2 separate regions of the Homo sapiens genome follow, and region 2 is linked to region 1. A link is an interaction called in ENCODE POLR2A ChIA-PET data of the cell type or tissue named here. Cell type or tissue: HepG2. All regions are shown on one strand. Each heading gives the region's core, and the rest is flanking DNA. Links, peaks and the distances in the headings are about the cores only. Region 1 holds the start of HPD (4-hydroxyphenylpyruvate dioxygenase). Region 2 overlaps LINC01089 (long intergenic non-protein coding RNA 1089).

Evidence for each region. Peaks named below come from ENCODE experiments on the same cell type or tissue, not always from the same donor. Only the 100,000 strongest peaks of a DNase experiment are listed, where the experiment ranks them.
Region 2: POLR2A ChIA-PET joins it to region 1 with 11 read pairs; 19 of 35 experiments call an interaction of 5 or more read pairs at or near these places.

The regions. Positions count from the first base shown.
Region 1 is chr12:121,857,269-121,867,104 of GRCh38, forward strand. HPD (4-hydroxyphenylpyruvate dioxygenase) reads right to left here and starts at 1,591. Exons shown (of 14, transcript NM_002150.3): 1 at 1,553-1,591; 2 at 1,419-1,445; 3 at 489-551; 4 at 60-164. The coding sequence starts at 1,555. It overlaps TIALD (transcript inducer of AURKA lysosomal degradation), which reads left to right. Exons shown (of 3, transcript XR_002957437.2): 2 at 351-570. RefSeq lists enhancers at 2,733-3,250, 3,251-3,767 and a silencer at 4,755-5,049. In HepG2, for the core only: no CTCF peak of the experiment used is centred there; DNase peaks (open chromatin) are centred at 163, 1,823, 2,163 and 3,123; H3K4me3 peaks cover 1,926 bases.
Region 2 is chr12:121,794,844-121,801,210 of GRCh38, forward strand. LINC01089 (long intergenic non-protein coding RNA 1089) reads right to left here. Exons shown (of 4, transcript NR_152740.1): 3 at 5,004-5,113; 4 at 424-1,399. It also overlaps a transcript of SETD1B not described here. Among named protein-coding and RNA genes, the nearest start is that of RHOF, 4.3 kb to the left of the region's middle. RefSeq lists enhancers at 1-374, 670-839, 3,076-3,617, 3,618-4,157, 4,158-4,697 and 3 more and silencers at 5,028-5,077, 5,108-5,527, 5,598-5,937, 5,948-6,017. In HepG2, for the core only: CTCF peaks have their summits at 276 (motif pointing right) and 2,442 (motif pointing left); DNase peaks (open chromatin) are centred at 258, 2,388 and 3,583; H3K4me3 peaks cover 1,396 bases.

The DNA of each region.
Region 1 (9,836 bases), core at 1-4,000:
GGGGTTTCACCATGTTGGCCAGGCAGGGGTTGGGGGCTGTCCTGGGGGTGGTGACTCACCTTCCCTTGTTTGATTACATGGCTGACCACCTCCCGGGAACCGGTCTCCAGGCCCCTGTAGGCTAGAGGTTCAAAGCCCATCTTGCTGCAGTAGAATGACGTGGCCTGAATCACAGGGTTGCAGCAGGGTTCATGAGGGTCAAGGGGCCAGCATGGGGGACTTCCGCAAGAGAGCCCCTGGCCCCCCTCAGCCTGCCTGCCCTATTGCCTCAGGGGCAGAGACCCTCCTGGGAAGATAGACTGCTGCCTGCACATTTTGCTGACAGATAACTTTCCCGCTGGTGTAATTAGGATTCAGAGTATCTGGCCCACCCCTGGCCTGATCCTCCCTCCCAAGGGCCAATCACAGACCCTGCTGGAGGCCTGCCCTTGTCAGGCAGCCCTCTGCCCTGCCGTCTGCTCACTCCAGCACCTTGCCCCGGCTTCTACCTGCTTGGCGTTGCCAACCCAGAAGGTCACAGAGTGGAAGTGGAGGAATCGGCCTCTCTCAGGCTGCAGAAGGAGAGAAGAGGTGAGGTTGAGTCCCTGAAAGTGAGTCTAGAAAAGTGCGGGTGGAGTGATGTCCCCTAGCCACCCTCCTTATTCCAGCCTCAACCACAGAACTTAGGAGCAGCGGAACCCCATGCAGCCTTGCCAAGCCTCAAAAGAGGTTTCTCATGTGGAAGTTGAGCTCCTGGGTGTCTTGGATGGGGAAACCCCCTCAGGAGGCCTGCCAAGGTTTCACACAGGGAAATAGACTTATGTTGCAGCAATATGGATTTAAGTTAGACCTTAGAAAGAACTTCCAGATGGGATTAAAAGATTGGCAGGCATTTGAGAAGGGGTACAGGTTTTGTTTTGGTTTTTGTTTCTGAGATGGAGTTTTGCTCTATTGCCCAGGCTGGAGTGGAGTGCAGTGGTGCAATCTTGGCTCACTGCAACTTCCGCCTCCCAGGTTCAAGCGATCCTAGGGTTCAAGTGATCTCCCCCACCTTAGCCTCCTGAGTAGCTGGGATTACAGGGGTGCGCTACCATGCCCGGCTAATTTTCGTATTTTTAGTAGAGACGGGGTTTCCTCATGTTGACCAGGCTGGTCTCGAACTCCTGACCTCAAGTATTTGCCTGCCTTGGCCTCCCAAAGCACTGGGATTACAGGCATGAGCCACCATGCCCGGCCAGGATACAAGTTTGTTGTGAGGGTGAGGTTGAGTCCAGCTCAGTCTCGGGGAGCCCCGGGGGTAAAGCTGAGTGTGCAGGCATGCACGTCATGTATCCACTCCAGTCCTTCCTCTTCTGCTCTCTGCTGAAACCCCAGTCTCCCTGCACTCCGACCCCCTTCTAGACTCAGGCCCCTACATTTCCCACATTTCGCCTGCTTACCTTTGCCCCTTTGTCACTGTAAGTCGTCTAAGGAGAAAAAGAAGGACAGTGAGACTTGGAGGTTCCAACACAAGGTGCTTCTGGAAGCGTTACTGAAGATGTCCCACCCAAGGGGAGATGGCCATGGCACTTACCATGATTGATCTTAGTCAAACCTCCTACTGGGACTAGAGGCCTGGGGAGTGCTGGGCCGGAGTATTTAACCCCAAGCAGGTCCCGCCCAGGCCTCCTGGCCTACCTGGGGGATGGGGTGGGGAGCTGAGCCCAGCCCTGGAAGGTTCCAGGCCTGGGGACCTCTGATCCAGCCGCAGCCTCATTGAACAGGATGGTGTTGCCAGGCCCAGAGAGGGGCAGTGACGTCCACTAGTCAGTGGGAGGCAGAGTCAGGGCCAGAAGCCAAGGGCAAGCTTTTCCAGGACGCTGGGAATGTGACCATTACTGCCCAGAATCCAAAGCTCAGAAGCCAAGGCCGGCTGGAGTGCAGTGGCGGCTCCAGAACTCTTGCCTAGAGGAAATTTGAGGGGGCATTTGGAGACTGGCCCCAAAGTCCTGTTTGCGTCACAGCGTTGTATTCCATAGCTCTGAGAGGCACGGCAGGAGAAGGTTTGCATCCTGGCTCTGTTACATACAGTGTGACTTGGGAAAATCACCATATCCCTTTGAGCCTCATTTGTAAAACAGGAATGAGAATAGTGTGGTGGGGATTAAAGGAGATAAGCACGCTCTTTGGAACAGGACCTGGCACACAGGACACTCTCAGTGTTGGTTATAATTCATTGGGACAGAGAACATTCCTAGGCCATGAGGTCAGCAAGCGGCAGGGAAGAACTGGAACATGAACCGGGCTATTCTAACTCCAGGACCCACACTTTAAATTGCTAGATTGCCCTCTATACAAATGGGAGATATTGATATCCCCATCAGATGGGGAAACTGAGGCCTGGAGAGGTGAACACATGTCTCCCAGGTCATGGAACTGGTAAGAGCAGAGCCCCAAACTCTGGCCTGTTTGATTCTGAAGTTGGATCTCATTGCACCAGTGCAGACCACTTCTCCCTCCTTTTCTCTATTTTCTGGGCCATTCAGGAGGCAGGCAAGGTGGTCCCACCCCCTTATTCTGCCTGTCCTGGGCCTGCCCAGTGTGCTCCCAGTGTCCACCTCAGCTCCTTAAGTCTAAATTTCCAACTGGGGGCCGGGGGTGGTGGCTCACGCCTGTAATCCCAGCACTTTGGGAGGCCAAGGAGGGAGGATCACTTGAGGCCAGGAGTTTGAGACCAGCCTGGCAACATGGTAAAACCTCATCTCTACTAAAAATACAAACATTAGCTGGGCACGGTGGTGCACGTCTGTAGTCCCAGCTACTCAGGGGACTGAGGCAGGAGGATCACTTGAACCAAGGAGGCAGAGATTGCAGTGAGCAGTGATCATGCCACTGCCCTCCAGCCTGGGTGACAGAGTGAGACTCCATCTCAAATAAATAAATAAATATCCAACTGGGAAAACTTGAGTGGAGGTGGCCCAGGGTGGATCTCACAGGCCCAGAAGGTTCCCATGGAGGAGAAGAGCTCTGTGTAGCCTGCCTATCCCCTCCAGGCCAGCAGGAACATCTTGTCACTTTGATTGCTGTGGCCAACTCAAACCCCCACTCCTGGAGCCTGCCCTGGCTTATATGCTAAGCACAAAGGCCAATGTTTACTAACTCAAGGAAGTGTGTCAACAGCAGTGGGTTGCAAAGGCTGGCAGGCATCTAGAGGTAGGAACTCTGTCCCCAACACTGTAGGTCTCAGTCCCATGCTGGGTGCACCCCTAGATGCCATTCACATGTCTGGGCAGAGAGCAGGGAGGCAAGCCTGCAGGGCCCAGTATCCAGAGTCCCCTCCCTGATGCTCTCTGTTCAGGCTGGGCTCCACTGGATAACAGATCAGCAGTGGCTGGGTGTGACTGTCTCTGTTCTTCATGCCCGACCATGCAGAGGTGGGTTCCAGAGGCCTTGCTCAAGAAGCTCACTGATCAGATGGGTTCATAGGACGCATCCTTGAAAATACCCTGGTGTGCAGAAAAGCATTCACCTAGCTGGGCCTGGTAGTGAGCACCTGTAGTCCCCAGCCACTCAGGAGGCTGAGGTGGGAGGATCACTTGAGTCCAGGAGTTAAAGGTTGCAGTGAGCTATGATCACGCCACTGCACTCTAGCCTGGGGAACAGGGTGAGAACTTGTATCAAAAATAGATAAGGCAGGGCCCAGTGGCTCACACCTGTAATCCTAGCACTTTGGGAGGCCGAGGAGGGAGGATCACTTGAGGTTAGGTGTTCGAGACCAGCCTGGCCAACATGGTGAAACCCTATCTCTACTAAAAATACAAAAATTAGCCTGGATGCAGTGGCTCATGCCTATAATCCTAGCACTTTAGGAGGCTGAGGCGGGTGGGTCACCTGAGGTCAGGAGTTTGAGACCAGCCTGACCAATATGGTGAAACACCGTCTCTACTAAAAATACAAAAATTAGCTGGGCATGGTGGCAGGCACCTGTAGTCCCATCTACTTGGGAGGCTGAGACAGGAGAATTGCTTGAACCCAGGAGGTGGAGGTTGCAGTGAGCCGAGATCATGCCACTGCACTCCAGCCTGAGCAACAGAGTAAGACTCTGTCTCAAAAAAAAAAAAAAAATTAGCTGGGTGTGGTGGTGTGTGCCTGTAATCCCACCCAGCTACTTGGGAGGCTGAGGCAGGAGAATCACTTGAACCCAGGAGGTGGAGGTTGCAATGCGAGATTGTGCCACTGCGCTCCAGCCTGGGCGACAGAATGAGACCCTGTCTCAAAATAAAGAAATAAGTAAGTAAGTAAGTAAATAAAATGGAACAAGTCTCAGTTACTGATAGTTCTTACTATAGTGTTTGCTAATATTACAGCTTCTGGAAAAAAACATGAAAAAGAGGCAATCTCTAAATGGAGATACACTTTCAGGGTTTTAAAAAGCAGTTTTTAGTTGCTAATGAGCCCTTGTGAAACCACACAGCTGACCCTTAGAGTCATGATTTTCTAGCTGATAGGGATCTTTTTACAGGCGTCCACCCGGGCTCTGAAACTGACAGACTTAAAGGGCTTAAGAAAGCCTCGCTTCGCTCTTAGCCTCGAGACAAACAGTCTCTTGGCTTAGCTACTGCAGAAGAAAATCCTGAATTCACGAATTCTAGTTTTCCAAACCTGATCCCAAGCTGAAAGCTCTGCAAGGGGACGGTTGCTTGAGCCCAAGAGGTCGAGGCTGCAATGAGCTATGATCGCACCACTGCACTCCAGCCTCGGTGACAGAGTGAGACCCTGTCTTAAAAAAAGAGAAAAAAAAATGCTGAAACCTGATGCTGTCTGCTGTGAGCTGTTTCAGTGTCAGCATGAATTCTGCCAAACTAAAAAAATGGGCAAAATTGCTCCACTCAACACACAGGACTTTAACTCTAGGACCCTGGCAGATTAGAGACATCCCTCCCTGGGGCCATATGCTGTGCAAACATCGTGGATGCTGCTGGACAGTGTGGGTCACTTACAGATGTCCATGATGAAAGAGTTCCTCTCTAATGGGACCATTTACATTGGGCTGCTCTTCAGCTCTGCATTTCTTTTTTTTTTTTTTTTGAGACGGAGTCTCGCTCTTGCTGCCCAGGCTGGAGTGCAATGGTGCGATCTCGGCTTATTACAACCTCCGCCTCCCAGGTTCAATCGATTCTCCTGTCTCAGCATCCCAAGTAGCAGGGATTACAGGCATGTGCCACCACGCCCAGCTAATTTTGTATTTTTAGTAGAGATGGGGTTTCACCATGTTGGTCAGGCATGTCTCGAACTCCTGACCTCAGGTGATCTGCCCACCTCGGCCTCCCAAAGTGCTGGGATTACAGGCGTGAGCCACCGCTCTCGGCCTTTTTTTTTTTTTTTTTTTTTTTTTTTTTGAGACAGAGTCTCCCTCTGTGGCCCAGGCTGGAGTGCAGTGGCGTGATCTTGGCATCTCGGCTCAATGCAAGCTTTTTTTTTTTTTTTTTTTTTTTTTAGGCTGGAGTGCAATGGTGCAATCTCGGCTCACTGCAAGCTCCACCTCCAAGGTTCACGCCATTCTCCTGCCTCAGCCTCCGGAGTAGCTGGGAATACAGGCACCTGCCACCTGGCTCAGCTAATGTTTTGTATTTTTAGTAGAGATGAGGTTTCACCGTGTTAGCCAGGATGGTCTCAATCTCCTGACCTCGTGATTCGCTCGCCTTGGCCTCCCAAAGTGCCGGGATTATAGGCGTGAGCCACCGCGCCCGGCACCCCCCCTCCTTTTTTTTTTTTTAAGATGGTCTTGGGATGTCTCCCAAGCTGAAGTGCAATGGCGTGATCTCTGCTCACTGCAACCTCCGCCTCCTAGGTTCAAGTGATTCTCCCGCCTCAGTCTCCCAAGTAGTTAAGACTACAGGCATGCGCCACCACACCAAGCTAATTTTTGTATTTTTTATCAGAGACAGGGCTTCGCCATGTTGGCGAGGCTGATCTCGAACTCTTGGCCTCAGGTGATCTTCCCGCCTCGGCCTCCCAAAGTGCTGGGATTACAGGCGTGAGCCACTGCGCCCAGCCAGCTCTGCATTTCTGGTGCTGATTCCTTCCTAACTTGTGATTCCTGCCCAAAGCAACAAGCCGAGAGAGGGTACATCACAGGGACCGTGATCCTTCCACGCACTCCTTCAGACTGGACTCTCAAAACTCCCCACCAAATGTTTCACTGCAGTTGATCGTTGTGTCTGACTTTCTCAATTCGTTGCAATTTGCAACAATGGACTAATAGCCTGATTCTCCTTCCCGCATCTTTGTCCTGACGTACTCACCTTAGTAAGGCTGTCTGTTAAATGCAACTGTCCCTCAAAAGGCATTATTTCTTCTATGCTGCTCACTACAGAAATGATCAGAATGAAAAGCATTGGTGGCGAGCCAGGAGCAGTGGCTGACACCTGTAATCCCAGCACTTTAAGAGGCTGAGATGGGGGGATCCCTTGAGCCCAGGAGTTCAAGGGTACAGTGAGCTATAATTGCACCACTGCACTTCAGCCTGGGCAGCAGAATGAGACCCTGTCTCTAAAAGAAAAAAAAAAAGAAAGAAAAGGGTGGAGAGTTATATAAGCCCATTTTGGAAATTTGTGAAAATCCAGGATTTTGCCCCTTCCACTTCCTGAACCTGAAATGAAGCTTTCTGGTTAAGTTGTATAAAAATGTTTTTCTGTGAAAAGGTTTTTGTCCCTCTTGGCTGGGCACGGTGGCTCATGCCTGTAATCCCAGCACTTTGGGAGGCCAAGGCAGGCAGATCATTTGAGGTCAGGAATTTGAGACCAGCCTGGCCAACATAGCGAAACCCTGTTTCTACTAAAAATACAAAAAAAAAAAAAAAAAAAAAAATTAGCTGGGCATGGTGGTACACACCTGTAATCCTAGCTACTCAGGAGGCTGAGGCAGGAGAATCACTTGAACCCGGGAGGCAGGGTTCATTGAGCTGAGATCGTGCCACTGCACTCCAGCCTGGCGACAGAGCAAGACTCTGTCACACAAAAAAAAGAAAAAATATCTTATTAAAGCCAGGTACAGTGGCTCATACCTGTAATCCCAGCACTTTGGGAGGCGGAGGCAGGAGGATCACTTGAGGCCAGGGGTTCAAGACCAACCTGGGCAACCTAGTGAGACCCTGTCTCTACAAAAAGTTTAAAAAGTAGCCGGCTATAGTGGTGCATGCCCGTAGTCCCAGCTACTCAGGAGGCTAAGTGGGGAAGATCTCTTGAGCCCAGGAGCTTAAGACTGAAGTGAGCTATGATTGTACCATTGTACTCCAGCCTGGGCAACAGAGGGAGGCCCTGACTATTAAAAAAAAAAAAAAAATGGCCGGGCGCAGTGGCTCACGTCTGTAATCCCAGCACTTTGGGAGGCCAAGGCAGACGGATCACGAGGTCAGGAGATCGAGACCATCCTGGCTAACATGGTGAAACCCCGTCTCTACTAAAAATACAAAAAATTAGCCAGGCATGGTGGCAGGCGCCTGTAGTCCCAGCTACTTGGGAGGCTGAGGCAGGAGAATGGAGTGAACCCGGGGCGCGGAGCTTGCAGTGAGCCAGGATTGCACCACTGCACTCCAGCCTGGGCGACAGAGTGAGACTCCGTCTCAAAAACAACAACAACAACAACAACAACAACAAAAAACTCCTGTTATAGACAATACCCACATTAATTCCCATCCTCAATTTTAAGGCTATTATCACTTCCACTGGTTCATCTTAGGGTAGAAAATATTATAAACGTCTGGGCATATTGGCTCACGCCTGTAATCCCAGCACTTTGGGAGGCTGAGGTGGGTGGATCACTTGAGGTCAGGAGTTCGAGACCAGCCTAGTCAACATGGTGAAACCCCGTCTCTACTAAAAATACAAAAATTAGCTGGGCATGATGGCGGGCACCCGTAGTTTCGGCTACTCGGGAGGGTGAGGCAGGAGAATCGCTTGAACCTGGGAGTCGGAGGCTGCAGTGAGCTGAGATCATGCCAGTGCACTCTAACCTGGGCGACACAGCGACACTCTCTTTCTTTCTTTCTTTCTTTCTTTGAGACAGAGTTTCGCTTTTGTTGCCCAGGCTGGAGTGCACTGGCATGATCTCAGCTTACTGCAACCTCCGCCTCCCGGGTTCAACCAATTCTCCTGCCTCAGCCTCCCAAGTAACTGGGATTATGGGTGCCCGCCACCACACCCGGCTATTTTTTGTATTTTTAGTAGAGATGGGGTTTCGTCATGTTGGCCAGGCTGGTCTCACACCCTGACCTCACGTGATCTGTCCGCCTTGGCCTCCCAAAGTGCTGGGATTACAGGCATGAGCCACTGTGCCCAGCCACGACACTCTCTTTCAAAAAAAAGGAAAAAAAAAAAGAAAGAAAATATTATAAACAAAGTAATCTAAAGTAATCTAAGTATCCATCAACAGGAGATTGGCTTAATACAATAAAACATTAACTATTAAAAATAATCAAGAGGCTGGGTGTGGTGGCTCATGCCTGTAATCCCAGCACTTTGGGAGGCCAAAGCGGGAGGATCACCTGAGGTCAGGAGTTCAAGGCCAGCCTGGGCAACATGGCGAAACCCCATCTCTACTAAAAAAATAAAAAGAGCTGGGCGTAGTGTTGGGCGCCTGTAATCCCATCTACTCGAGAGGCTGAGGCACAAATTGCTTGAACCTCAGAGGTGGAGGTTGCGGTAAGCCTAGATTGAGCCACTGCACTCCAGCCTGGGCAACAGAGTGAGACTCTGTTTTTTAAAAAACAAAGCAAAACAAAACAAAAAGGTGGGGCGCCGTGGCTCACGCCTGTACTCCTAGCACTTTGGGAGGCCGAGGTGGTTGGATCACGAGGTCGGGAGATCGAGACCATCCTGGCTAACACGGTGAAACCCTGTCTCTACTAAAAATACAAAAACAAAATTAGCCAGGCATGGTGGCAGGCGCCTGTAGTCCCAGCTACTCGGGAGGCTGAGGCAGGAGAATGGTGTGAACTCGGGAGGCAGAGCTTGCAGTGAGCAGAGATCTTGCCACTGCACTCCAGCCTGGGGGACACAGCGAGACTCCGCCTCAAAAAAAAAAAAAAAAGAATAAATAAACTTTCTAGATGTTCTAGATGGTGATGGGAAAAAGCTCTAAGATATGTTACGTTTAAAAAAAAAAAGGCACGGAGCAGTGTATATAAGTTACCATTTGTGTAAAAAAAAAACCCCACAGTTTACAGATGGTTTTAATTTTGTTCTTACAGTTTATTTGAATTTTCCACAGTACAAAACATGCCAACGGTTCTCAGCCATTTGACGGAGTTTAAATAAAGAGAACCAATGCAACCTTGCCATTTGGAATCTTCTGCTGTTGGGAGCACCCCAAGCTTAGTGACTTCAGGGTTTATTTCATACTTCTCTGCACATCTAGTTGGCCTTTCTGGTTCTGCAGCAAAGTCTATTTACATGTTTTACATCATAATTTACATGATTTAAGATTTTGTAAATATGGCTTCTATTTGTTGAGCTATAACTTACACAGAGTGAAATTCATAGAACTGTACACTGAAAAGAGTATTTCAGCGTACAGTTCTATGAATTTTGAAAACATATACAGTTGCATAACTATGACCTCAATCAAGATACAGGACAATTCCATTACCCCAAAATGTAATCACCACAAATCCACCCTCGCTGTGCACCTTTGTCCTCAATCCACCCTCATCCCAACCCCTGGCAACCACTGATCTATTTTCTTTCCTTACAGCTTTGCCTTTTCTAGAATGTCATATAAATGAATCAAGCAGTATGTAGCCTTTTCAGTCTTGCTTCATTCACCCAACAAAATACATTTGAGGCCGGGTGTGGTGGCTCACGCCTGTAATCCCAGCA
Region 2 (6,367 bases), core at 22-4,021, 62 kb before region 1:
CAGCTGGGGTAGGAAGAGCCCATTTCTAACAAAACCCCCAACAGCAGCATGGTTGGGGGCAAGTGGCCTTCGTAGTTTCCTCAGATAGGGGCTGGCAGGACTCAGGATCTTTTTGCTGGCGACCCCACCCCGAAGACTCCCAGTTTTCAAGGTCTCGGCAAGGGTCATGTAAACCTCACTTCGTGGAGGAAAACCGCCAACCTGGCAGTTCCATGGTCAAGGTTCTCACAGTGCAAGCAAGGCACGGTCTGACCACCAGAGGGCAGCAGCGACCGCCCACAGAATCCCAAGACCACAGCAGAGCTGGGAAGGGGAGGCCGGGGAGGCACCCCAGGTTCTCAGTGGACGCCCTCTTCAGGCACTGGGCAAAGGGTAATCTCCTGGGTCAAGCACCCCCTAGACAAATGCACAGCAACTCATCCATTCCTTTTTTGCAACACGTTTATTGAGAGGCAGTTGTGCTCCAGCCTTCCAGGAGGTCACAGTCTTAGGGGAAGCAGTGCAATGGAGGTTGGAAGCAGGGGAACCCTTTACTGAAGGCTGAGCGCTGGCTGGCACACTAGGCCTGGCAGCACTGGAGGGCAGGCAGGGAAAGTAGGGTGGGTAACCCAGCCTGGCAAATGCACGGCAGCTAGAAAACCTCTTCAGGTTCTGGGGTGGCTGGGCCATGAGAGGGGAGGCCAGGCAGGGCTGTCAAGGTAACCGGGGTCAGATCATGGAGTTGCCTGCCAGGCTCCACAGGAGTGGGGGACAGAAGCAGAGCAACCCAGCTACCAGCCGGGCCCTGAGCTCCCTCAGGGTGACCAGGGAGGAGCTGTGACTGGCTGGGGAGGCAGGGCTGGGGCCGAGGTTCCCCAGGACGACAGGAGGGAGCCAAGGCACTCTAAGAGGTGGAAGAAGAGGACCAGAAGCTGGTGAGTGCATCACTGGAGCCCATAGGAGGGCTCCTGACTGTCCTCAAAAGCCTCAGACCTCAGTGTCCACTTTCTCCATCCAAGAAATGGGGCTGTGATCTCTGCTTATGACAGCACAAGCTTGCACAGAAGTGGAGGCGGGAAATAAGCACAAGTGTGCCTTCCCAGCCCGGCCTGGGTCCAGGCAGAACAGCTGATACTGGCCCCAGTCTGCCCACCCACCCCTGCTGGCCAGGAGGCTGGCAGAACCCCAGCCCCACCTGCCTGGAGCGCGTTTGATTTGGACTCGACTGTTGTGGTGATGGAGGGGGGCTGGATCTGTAGCTAAAAATACCTCGGAGCCAAGCCAGCTGCTCAGAGCTTCCTCGGAGGCTGGGCCGCGCTGGGCCCACTGAGGAACTGGGCATGCCCACCCAGGAGGTAGCTCCCTTACCTGCTAGAGGTTGAGGGCCTGAGTCACTCCCCCTTCCAGTCACCAGGAATTCCTGGAGAGTTTGAGAAAGCAAGAAAGATTCTTTAAGCTGGTTCCTGACACAACAGCTGTTAGGCCACTGAAGCCTGGGGGAGCGGCCGGGTGGCATTTGTGGGGTCAGCTCATCGGTGTCCACACAGGGGCCTATGCCATAGTGCGGCCAACAGGGAAACTGAGCCCTGGAGAGTTGCAGGGGCCCAGCCACTGCTGTGTTGTCAGAGCAAAGTCCAGCCAGCCCCAGTGAGGCTGGAGGCAACGCTGTGGCACCCACTTCCCTGGATGCCTGAGAACCCTGCAGAGGGGCCACCCACATGAGGCAGAAGACACTCAGCCTTCAGGGATGAAGCTACTCCCTGAGGTCCCAGGGACGGGAGCTGGCCTGGCAAATACATCTACCCTGCCTGAGCAGTCCCCAGGCCTTGGCTGCCCATGAGCACTCGGGGACAGGCCAGAGACAAGGCCACTCCTTGAGTGCTAAAAGTTCCCGTCACAAAAGCCAGACTCAGCAACAGCTCAAAACATTATTGTCCGGCCAGGCGCGGTGGCTCATGCCTGTAATCCCAGCACTTTGGGAGGCCGAGGTGGGCGGATCACCTGAGGTCAGTTTGAGACCAGCCTGACCAACATGGAGAAACCCTGTCTCTACTAAAAATACAAAATTATCCGGGCGTGGTGGCACATGCCTGTAATCCCAGCTACTCGGAGGCTGAGGCAGGAGAATCGCTTGAACCCTGGAGGCGGAGGTTGCGGTGAGCCCAGATCACACCATTGCCTGGGCAACAAGAGCGAAACTCTGTCTCAAAAAAAAAAAAAAAAAAATTATTGCTGGACCTGCTCCTCCCAGCGCTCAGGGGCAGGAGCTTGCTGGAAGTCACATGCCAGCTACAGATGCACTGGGCCAGACGACCTGAGATGGTGGTGCCACCTCACTGCACAGCCCAGGCAGAGGCTGTGTCTCCACCCAGAGGGTCCGAAAGGTCATGTTCCACGCTAGGGCTCCGGGCGGAGAGGCCGGAAGAGGCGGGGATGCCGGCGACTCAGTAGTAAGGCAAGTCCTGCCACCTCCTGGCCGGCCCTTCCGCTGGCGTGGCCCTCTCTCTGCAAGCCCTGGGGCCCAGCGCCAGCAGCGGCCCCGCCCCGCGTTCGCTGGGTGACCGGTGGGCGGGGCGCCCTCGAGGGACCAGCAGGAACAGCAGCAGGAGGACAAACTGCCTCACCCTCCCTGCCCCAAGAGGTGATGGTGGGGGGACAAAGAAAGAAGAGGGACCAAAGCAGAGAGAGAGGGGTACAGTCCAGCCAGGTGGGTCCCGACACCGTGCCGAGAACCACATCCAGACCACAGCTGAGCACCCAACAGCTCACTGATTGGATCCAGGGAGGGGAGAAACTGGCTGGAGCCCTCCAGGGTGCAGCTGGGAGGGAGACGTACATCAATTACTTAATTATCCAAAGCAGGTGGGGAGTAAAGACCCCACCCGGAGAGCAACGAAGACTCTAAAGGGAGGCGCCACACCCTCGGGCGGCAGAGGGTAACGTGAGAGCAACGGGGTTCAATGGCAGAGCCAAATTTAAAACAGGTTTCAGGGAGTATAGAAGGAGGAGGCTTTTGGGATATTAACAATGTGAACCTCAATTTTTATCAGGTGCTTTCGCCCTCTTGCTGTACTTGGGCAGCGGGGAGTCTGGGCAGGAACACTCTTCCCTCCCAGCAAAGGAGCTGGACCCAGCACGGCTCATCGGGGATTGAAGACCCAGCCCTGGCCCTCACAGGAGGAGCCAACAGCACCACGCCAGTTACTTCCAACCAGACAGTCCCGGGCAGGGATGCCAGCAGACAGCTGGCACGGGAGGAAGCCCAAAATAACCCAGACAGCTGGGGTGAGGGGGTGCCATGGGCACAGGCGCTGGCTGCCAAGTCAAGCCACCTGGAACCCCATCCTGGCTCTATTGGTGGTGGCCTTGTGACCTTGGGGAGTCACTTCTCCCCGGACCATGGGTGGGTGACCCAAATCTTGACCCCATCATGGAACAGCCCCTGTGGATGGGGAAAGGCCTGCAGCTGGACTCAACCACTCCAGAGGAGAACCGCGTTGGCCGCCTTCCCAGGGAGCGCCAGATTCCCCTTTGCCCTGAGGCAGGGACACGTGCTTCAGCAGGTGGGCTGGTGCGGGGGGAAGCTCTGAGGCAGCCCAGCCCCCACCCCCTGCAGCCACTCCCAGCAATAACCACGATCACAATGGAGGCCAACTAAAAGCTTGGGAGGAGGGCCTCTTTAACGCACTTAATCCTCCCACCACCCTTTCCAGCAGGCATCCTTATCACTTTACAGGGAGACACTCACCCAAGGTCACCAGCACTGAGAGATCCTAGCCCATGGCGAACTATCTCCCTTAACTTAGCACCAAGATACCTTTAGCAAGATCTCCTTGTTAATCCGAACAGGCCCCCAGAGCTCGGTGTAGCCCTCACAGCGGGAGTGGGGCACAAGTCCCAAATAGGGGAGGTGGTGTGATCAGGAGCACCTGGACCCAAATGGTTCATCAAAGCAATCACAAAGCAGAAATCACAAGGAGGGGGGCTCCGAGACCAAGGGCCGCCATCTCCAGCTGTGGAGCTTCTTAGACACTGAGATGGGAAACTATTCAATACATGAAGTCGGCTAGCGTTAGAATGAAATCAATTACTATGTGCCAAGCGTGGAACGTGGCACTTCTGCGTCAAAACCCCAGGTGTTACCAGGCTAGGGGCTGGAGTCTCAAAATGTGTTCCCAGACCACAGCATCAGCCTCACCTCACCTGGGAACTTGTTAGAAATGCCAGTCCTAAGGACCAACCCACTGAATCAGACACTTGGGCACCAGGCCCGGTGGTCCATTTTCAGTGAGCCCCCCTTCCGGTGTGATTCTGATGCCGGTTCCAGACTAAGAACCACTGATCTAGCCCTGTTTTCGGAGATGGAGAAATAGGCTTGGAGGCTATACCGCTTACGCAAGGCCATAGCTGTTCAATGGCTCGCCAGGTTTCAAATCCAGCTTTGTCTGGTTCTAGAAACAAGGCTTATATACAGGCCTGCCCATTCGGGGACTGGAGAAGAAAACAATCCCAGGAAGGTGGAGAAGCGTCAAGGAAGGCCCTTTCATAGAGAAAGGTGGCCGGAACCTCGGGTCTCTGTTCTTTGCCTCTCTAGCAGCCAGACATCAGAGGACGGCTCACACTGTCACCCCACATGCCCCACGGGGGCGGCTGGAGGGAAGGCCACAGCACAGTTGGGCTTTCTGACAGTGACCTGTGTCTTTCAGAAGTAGGCGGCACCCAGGGCCCTCCCCCCGCCGAAGAACACACAACTGGGAAATACTTGCAAGTGGATCCTCTCGTATGCTGCTATATTCGGCAGAGACTTACACGCCCCAAATGCCTGACAACAGAAGCTGACAGACGGGGATGGATGGCCCCGGCGGCCCAGCAGGCGGCCCTACGCGCTCGCAGCTGGGGGGGGGGGGGTGGGGTGGGGCGGGGCCGCAGAACCAGCCCGGCGTGTTTGGGGTTCGGCCCTCCCTGGGCTGCAGGCCAGAGCCCCCCAAATCTCCCTCACGGTCTGGGCAAGTACTCACACCTACCTTAGTGGGAGGACTGTCAGAGTCAAACTAGGCCTGCCCCTGCCGTTGACAGAAGGAAAGATTGTCCATTCGGGGGGTGCCCGAACGTCGCCCCTTCTCCGGCCCAGAACCTGGAGGAGAGGAAGGTGGAGGGCGGATCAGGGCGTTGGGGGAGAGAGATGTGACCGGCCGAATACACAGCAGACGGGCTCCGGGGCTGAAAGGGAGCACCCCAGACGCCGCCCCTCCCCCAGCGGCCCGGGCGGCCGGGGGTGGCTGAGTCAGAAGGTTCAACCCCGGCCCGGGCGGCGGCTCATCTGCATTTCCAAAGGCCCGCCCCGCCCGCACCCTCCCCGGGAAGGGCCGGAGATCTGAGGCTTCGCCGGGAGCCCCGCGCCTCGGGGGATCCCGGGGCCCCCCCTCCGCTTTCCCAGGCTTCCCCCACCTCCTGCCTGGAGAGCTGGGCTGGAGGGCTGCCCAACGGGGCGTCTGCGGCCACCCCGAGGGCCTCCCGCCCTGAGTGAGGACAAAGGGGGCGACCCCCCGCCCCGCGCTGACTCGGCTCTCAGAGGGCGACTGGGAGGTCGGACCTGGGCGCCCAGAGCTGGGTGGGCAGCGGGGGGCGGCCTGGGGTCAGGGCCAGGCCGGTCCGCGGCTTCCGGAGGAGCCGGTGGGACCCGGGGCGGCCTCGAAGCCCCGCCGACCCCGTGGCCCTCGGCTGCGGGCGCCCGCGCAGGACAAAGACGAAAGAGGGAAGCGGTCCGGGGCGAGGCCTCCTGGTGCCCGCGTGGGCCGCCGGGTCGCCCAGCCCCCTACCCCTGCCGCTCCTCCCGCCCGGCGCGCGGCGGCCGCCACCGCCCCAGCCACGGGCAGCGCGCGAAATGGCGCCCATCAGGCCGCCGCGCCCGGCTGAGGCGAGCGCGGGAGGCGCGGCGCGCGACGCCCCCGAGGCCCACGGCCCCCGAAACGGCCCCCGACACCCGGTCGCCAGCGCTGCGCCCCGCGGGCTCTCGGGGCCCGACCTGGCCGCGGGCCCGCCTCCTGCTCCGGGCTCCCCACGACCGGGGGGACGGAGGAAAGGAGGAAGGAAGGAAAGAGAGCCGCCGCCATTAGCAAAGCAGCCCTGCCCGGCTGGGCCCGCCTGCCAGACCAGCCCGGCCCAGCCGCGACGGGCTCGAAGCCTGTAAAGAAAACTGGTGTTTGGGAGGAGGAGCGAGCGCGGCCGGGAGGACAGCAGCTCCGGGCTGCGGGCGGAGATGCTGCGTCATGGTGCCAACATGGACGCCGGCCTTTTGTCCTCCTTCGCGTTGCCAGCGCAGGCGCGCCCCGGAGCCCCGAGAAGCCGGCTTCGGGGTGCGGAATCCTCACGATCGAAAGGAAAGTGG